2 separate regions of the Mus musculus genome follow, and region 1 is linked to region 2. A link is a contact called in ENCODE Hi-C or POLR2A ChIA-PET data. All regions are on one chromosome and are shown on one strand. The core of a region is the stretch at or near the end of the contact, and the rest is flanking DNA. Distances in the headings are between cores, read along the strand shown.

What was found. Hi-C counts contacts between places; a loop is a spot of excess contacts on that map. ChIA-PET counts read pairs that join two places held with the same protein, here RNA polymerase II (POLR2A).
Region 1: a map of v-Abl transformed pro-B cells shows a loop between it and region 2 (2.8-fold over the local background). The contact joins the promoter of 1600014C10Rik here to the promoter of Uri1 in region 2. A Hi-C loop is called at or near these places in 1 of 37 maps with a recorded cell type or tissue (v-Abl transformed pro-B cells). POLR2A ChIA-PET finds 5 or more read pairs at or near these places in 1 of 5 experiments (Patski).

What each region holds. Positions count from the first base shown.
Region 1 is chr7:38,182,177-38,185,357 of GRCm38, reverse strand. It overlaps 1600014C10Rik (RIKEN cDNA 1600014C10 gene), which reads right to left and starts at 1,571. Exons shown (of 4, transcript NM_028166.3): 1 at 1,459-1,571. D530033B14Rik (RIKEN cDNA D530033B14 gene) reads left to right here and starts at 1,576. Exons shown (of 1, transcript NR_165180.1): 1 at 1,576-2,786.
Region 2 is chr7:38,017,780-38,020,983 of GRCm38, reverse strand. It overlaps Uri1 (URI1, prefoldin-like chaperone), which reads left to right and starts at 1,432. Exons shown (of 11, transcript NM_011274.5): 1 at 1,432-1,874. The coding sequence starts at 1,764.

The sequences.
Region 1 (3,181 bases), core at 322-2,821, 160 kb before region 2:
GCAGGAGAGCCGGGCAAGAAAGGTTCCGCCCCAGCTGGGCTTCTGCAGTCTCCAAGGCAAGGCAAGGCTGGCCTAGGTTTCCTGAAGAGTAATTCCAGAAGTTATGGCAGCAACAGGCTTTTGTGGTGAAAGAAAGGTTTGGGACCTGGAGTCTATGTGAAAGCTTTCACTTTCTGAATTCTTCAGGCTCAAGAAATTGAAAGGTAACACGCCCCATTCTCCTCTTTCCAGGGGCCACCTCTGTCTGTCTGCGAGGAAGAGATGGGGGGCGCAGAAGACAGGACCTTCCCACGGGAGCAGAACGACTTCAATAATGCTGTCCTCAAAACAGGTCCTGTTCACCGGAAGTCCATCTGCCAGCCATAGGGAAGACAAAAGCTAACTGGGAGCCCTGATGTCCTATAGTCACCCAGACTGGAGGGAAGATGACAGCAGGGCTCCCATACACAGAGGAGGTGAAAAACTCAAACCTTTGGACAGCAGCCTGACCTGAGTCCAATCAAGTTGTGAGGAACAGAGGAGGAGGCCTCAGAGTAACAGGGGGCTCCATGTTCTTTATAGCAATCTTAGACGAAGCTGGGATTCAAATCCCCAGAGTAGAGGGAGGAAATGTGTCAGGGGTAGGGGGTGGGTAAGGGGAGGCTGCAGGGAGAAACAAACAGAAACTGAGTGGAAAACAGGTCTTTGGCCAAATAGCAATATTTGCTCCCCTGTCTGGAATTCCCCAGTTGTACTCTGTCCTCTGTGAAGTTCATCACCCTGTTCTTCCAGCCTACTAAGTTGTTTACTTACTTGATTGTTGGTATTTAAAAATAAGAAGATATCGAGGGTGTGCTGGCTCCCTCCCATAACCCCAGCATGGGGGAGGCTATGGTAGGACTCCCAGATCAAGACCAGTGAAGGTTACATAGTGAGACCCAGTCTCAAACTAACAGCAATAATACAATCTTACATATATCTTAGATCTTCCTAATTTCTCTTGAAAGATCAGAAGTGGTCAGTGGTAGGTTCGCTACATAGCTCGCAGAGTTAACTGACACCCATCACTCAGCAGCACCGTGCCCTCTGCACCCGGCCATGCATGCACCTTATCTACTTAGTCATAGAAGAACGTTTTTCAACAACAGCTCCAATTAATCTGGCCCTTTGATCCCCTGACATTCATTCCTGGCCATCCCTAAGCTAGAGCCCAGATTTCCTCCCTCTCTGGGCCAAGCACAGCAGTCCGCTAGGCAGAAGGCATAAACTGTGGGAAGACACCGCACCGCGCACGCGCACTCCCAAGCATCCAGGTTGCGGCTGGAAGCGCACGGAGCTGCTGACTACTCCAACCTCGGCGCTGCAGCTTAGGCCTTCAGTGTCTCAGGTCCTTTGCATTGAGATGAACAGCTCTAGCACTGGGCCTGACACCGTAGGGTCCCCGACCGGCTTCGCAGACCCCGGCTTCCCCGCGCGCACCTTTACCGAGCTGGAGTCTGGGACCGCCAAGGCACTGAGGCCGGCTCTGCTCTGCCAGCTCCAGAGAGGCGTTCACAGGCCACCGCCACCCTGGCTCCGCCCTCCCACCTTCCGGCTCCGCCGGCCTTCCGGGTCGCCGAGCTCTGGGTCCCCATGAGTCTGGGTCCTCAAGATGGGACAGGCCTGGGGAAAGATCTTGATGGCGGGGCGAGGCGTCCCTTCCGCGCCCCAGCGTCTGATTGACTGACACCAAGACCCAGGCTAGGAAGCTCTGTGCCTGCGGAAATGGGGAGCATCTGGGAGGGGACTCTGTGTCGCGAGGACCCGCTGCCCCCACTTCCTCTCCGCCTGGCCACCCCACTCAGTGCCCAACCTCACGTTTAGGATCTGGGACGGTTCCTGGAAGGTTCTCCTCGATCGCCCTTTGCGCTGGCTGGGTCTGTGACTTGCCGGACCCTTTCTCCCACAGGGTCCTGGACCTGGGAGATGATAGAGGGGCTTGGCTGTCAGGAGCGACTGCTGGTTAATTAACGCTGGGGCCTGCGTGGGACGCGCAGGGGCTGGTATAGCTTTCAGACCTCCTAAGACCAGAACAGAGCCCACTCCACTTGCAGGGCAAAGGGAGCCACTCAGAAAGAGAGCAGAGTAACAGAAAAATCCAGAGAGGCCTAGGGAGCAGTCCCCGCCCCCTGGTCCCAAGGACTCTAGGGCTGGCCTGAAAATATGCCAAATCTGGTATCTCTCCCAATACTGAACTTTAACCCTGAGCAAAGTCTTGAGTACGCACGGTTGTCAGTGACAAACTAGATACAGAGGGACTGGGCTAGCCAATGCCACCCAAATAGAGAGTGTGGCGAGCGAACTCCAGTCTAGGTCCAAGTGGCCCCTAGCGCGATCTGCCAGGTGGGGGTGGAGAGCTGCTGCGGGCATACAGATGATCTGTGCAGGGCCATATTATTTCTTCTTTTCTGTCTTCTTAGAAGGCCTCGAACCCCTTTTAACATCAAGATTCTCCTGGCTGGAGTGGAAAAGTCTGTGCGTTTTCGAGTAGGAGCTTTTGCCCGAGTTTGGGTGACTTTCAAGAGCCAAAGTTAACTGAGGCTAAGAATAGATTAGCTCCTTGCTCTCTGTGGAGCTATGAGGTGAGGCGCTTCAATGTCCCCCGCGGGCAGCGCCCTCTGGTGGCAAGGTCGAGAACCGGACTCGCTTGTTTTCTCCTTTGCCTAAATATCAGAAGTATGTAGCAATGATGGGAACAGGAAAGTTCAGTGGAGAATAGAGACTAGGCTATAAGACATCCACACCGACGATGAATAAAGCCCTAAAATTATCACCCTGACACCTAGAAGTGTTCCTAGACAGCCAGTAGCGGCTGAGGCCGTCTGTGAAAGAGGTGCACAGTAGGTGTGTGTACATCCACAATCCTGTTACTCAGATAGAGCTCCTTCTGAGGCAGAAAGCTCAACAATTTGAGGCTAGCTACCAGGTGCAGGGGTGTACACCTTTAATCGAAGCACTTGGGAGACAGAAACAAACAAATCTCATGAGTTTGGAGCCAGCCTGGTTACAAAGAGAATTCTAGCTGACCCAGGCTACATAGTGAAACCTTGTCTCAAACAAACAAGCAAATCCATCAGGGTTTGAGGCCAGCCTAGGCTGCAGATGGAGACCCTCCCTCAACTTTCTTCCTTCCTATCCCCAAGTTCACACACTGAAAGTCTTT
Region 2 (3,204 bases), core at 183-2,682:
CTATACCAAAGACTTACCCCACTGACCGACTTCCTCCACTTAGGTTCTACATTCTAAACGACATACTAAATTCCCCACCCCCTCACTTTTCAAGACAGGGTTTTTTTGTGTAGCCTTGGATGTCCTGGAACTCACTCTGTAGACCAGGCTGGCCTCAAACTCAGAGATCTGCCTGCCTCTGCCTTCCAGATTCTGGGATTAAAGGTGTGAGCCACCACTGCCTGGTACATCCTAATTTTTAAGTATCCTTCCAAATTAGTACTACCTGTTAGGGACCAAGTATTGAAACACATGGGGTCAGTTCATATTCAAAGCCCAGCACTAGAGAAGTAGCTTCTGCGGTGCCCTAGGAGTCAGGGATGCTGCTATTGGCGGGAGGCAAGATGAGTGCTCAGAGTTTGACTGTGTTTCAGAGGTTGCTGCATCTGCAGGGAGAGAAATTCATATTTACCATCTTCCCCAATCGTCCCTGCTTTTTCTTTCTTGATGCAAGTGATCAAAGGATGGATGTGGACTTGGGAGCTGGAACAGAAGTGGAAGATAGGGGCAAACAGACCCACAGAGGGCCAGAATTCTGCAGGTGCCTGCCAGCCTGTTCCTATACACACAATACTGAGGTAATAGGATCTATGCCTATTGTCCGGGCTTGGGATAGAGTTAGGACAAGGCCACAAGGTAGACTAGAGGACTGCCACAAACAGAGGCTGCACAAAGGGCTAGGGGGAGGAAGTGAGTCCAAGAGATTTATTCAGCTCAGGCTGGCCTGGAACTTGCTATGTGGACCAGGCTGGCTTCAAACTCACAGATACCCTCCTGCCTCTGCCTTCAAACTGTTGGGGATTAAAGGTGTGCTCCCTGCTCCAGCTTCCAATTTTTAAAATACTGAGTGGAACAGGGATGGGGATTTAGCTCAGTTGGTAGAGTGCTTGTCTAGCAAGTCCAAAGCCATGCATTTGGTCCCCACTGTTAAACAAAACACCAGAATTATAAAATACATGGGATAGGGCAGCAGCTGTTGTTGAAAAATGTGCTACACAGTGCATACGTAGTAACATAGTAATATTAATACTGCAGCTTAATATATGTAAGGAAAATTGTAATGTGTACAGTAATTAATACATACGCAAAAATATAGTTGTATATTGTGCATTTTAGCTCATTAAACCACATTAGTTCATTAAAAGGCATGGGAAACAGCTGAATTTGATAAAATTAAATGAGCTTATGAAACAGTCTCAGTGCTCATATTAAGTTCCTACCACCACAGGCAGCGCCAAGCGAATTGGGACCCACTATCCCGCCGCCTCTCATCCTGTGCAGGGGTCCTGAGCGGCTCAGCCTCCACCCCACCCGGAGGCCCTGTCCCCGCCATAGCCCCGCCCCCTAGGGCGGAGCTTGAGAGCTTCCCGGCGTGCTGCGCGGGCGGGGCGAGGGGCGGGGCGTGCGCGGAGGCGCGGCAGTCGCGGGACGCTAAGCTGGGCCCGGTTGCGGGAGAAGAGCGTGGCGCGCCTGGTGTAGGGCCTGCTGCTCCGAGGCGGCGGCGGCGGCGGCGGCGGCGGTATGCGCGTGTGAGATGCGGCCGCGGGTAGCCCGGACGCGAGCGGCGGCCCCCGGGGCAGCGGCGAAAGTGAGCGCGGCCTCTTCAGAGAGAGGCGTGCAGTGCATGAGGGCGAGCGCGCGGGCGCTGGGCATCCGCCGGCCACGCCGTCTCCATAAACACTTGTTTAGGACTTGTTCGCCTCGCTGAGGCTGCGGCGCCGGGCATGGAGCCCCCGTCCGAACCCGAGCCCGAGCCCCAGCCCCTTGCAGAGGCCTCAGCCGCCGCTCCGCTGCGCGCACCAGAGGTGGCGCGGCTTCGCGAGGAGCAGGAAAAGGTAACAGGCCGCGCTTGGTTCCGGCCCTGGCCGGCTTCCGCATGTGGCCGCGACACTCTGAGCAACCTCTAATGCGGCCAGCCCTCTGCGTGAAACCGAGATCCCCACGCGCGAGCTGCGCAGCCTCGGGCCGCGGGGACCACGGGAGAAACTTTTGTCACGTGCATTTGTTGTCTTTTGTCGGTGGCCCTTTGACCTTCCCCGGAAGGGATGCGGGGATGTGGGGAATACAGAGGATGCAGGGGATAGGATAATCGGTTGACCCTGAACTGAGAGAGCAATTGTTGGGACTAAATAAAAATACGTGTTTTTTTTTTTTTCCTTTTTGGTTCGGGGATTACACTGTGAACAGAAGTGGTCACTCTTTTTACCCCTTAGCTATTTATTATCTAAACGTTGGTACAATGCGCGCGTGCGCACACACACACACACACACACACACACACACACACACACACACACGAGATATCCTTATTTGATTGAGCGTCCAAGTTTGACTACGTTGGTGATGATGCACTTCCTGTGCAATCCAGCTCTTAGGTTTAGTAGTCGACAAGAGAGAAGGCCTTTGTTAAATTTTAACTTCAAGCCTTTATTAAACAAGGCTTTCCCCACTTTTTTTTTTTTTTTTTGATCTACCAGAGGAGAGGAGAATGCTTAGAATCTCCGAATGGGAATTATTATATATTTTTTTTTATAAGGAAATGTTATGTAGTTAAGAACTACAGCTCGATTGTTAAATGTGAAATTGTCCTGTGGATTCTGTAGGTTTTCAAGTTGATTCTCCTGACGTGCCTTGAAATTCTTTGAAAAGCGACATTTAATTTGCTTAAACGTCACATGTCCTGTTGCCAGAGTGAGGTATTAATAAAGGTTTAGGAAGTTGCATAAACATTTGAGAAGCTCTATTTTTCTATATTTAAATATTTTTGCGTGTAAACTTTATGTTATTTATTTGGAATTTACTCCTGGAGAATTGTACATGCAGTCAGTTAAATCTATTTCGTCCCTTCAACTTAACTCCCTTTCCCTCCCACACATCCCCCTTCCAACTTCATGTCCTTTTTTTTTTTTTTTTTTTTTTTAAATATCTCAGTCCAGCTAGTGCTTGCCCATATGTGTTAGATAGAACCATCCAAGGAGCACGGGCACCACAAATCCCATGTGTCAGTCTTTGTCCCTTAGCTGTTGTCAACTTCCAGTAGCTCCTCAGTTAAGGGTGGATCTTGGGAGCTCCTATTTCATGTAAGCTTGAATTTTTGCTATGAAACCCAAACTCCTTTTTATTCATATACCTATGTAAAACTTTTCATGAAATGTGGTTAGAAAA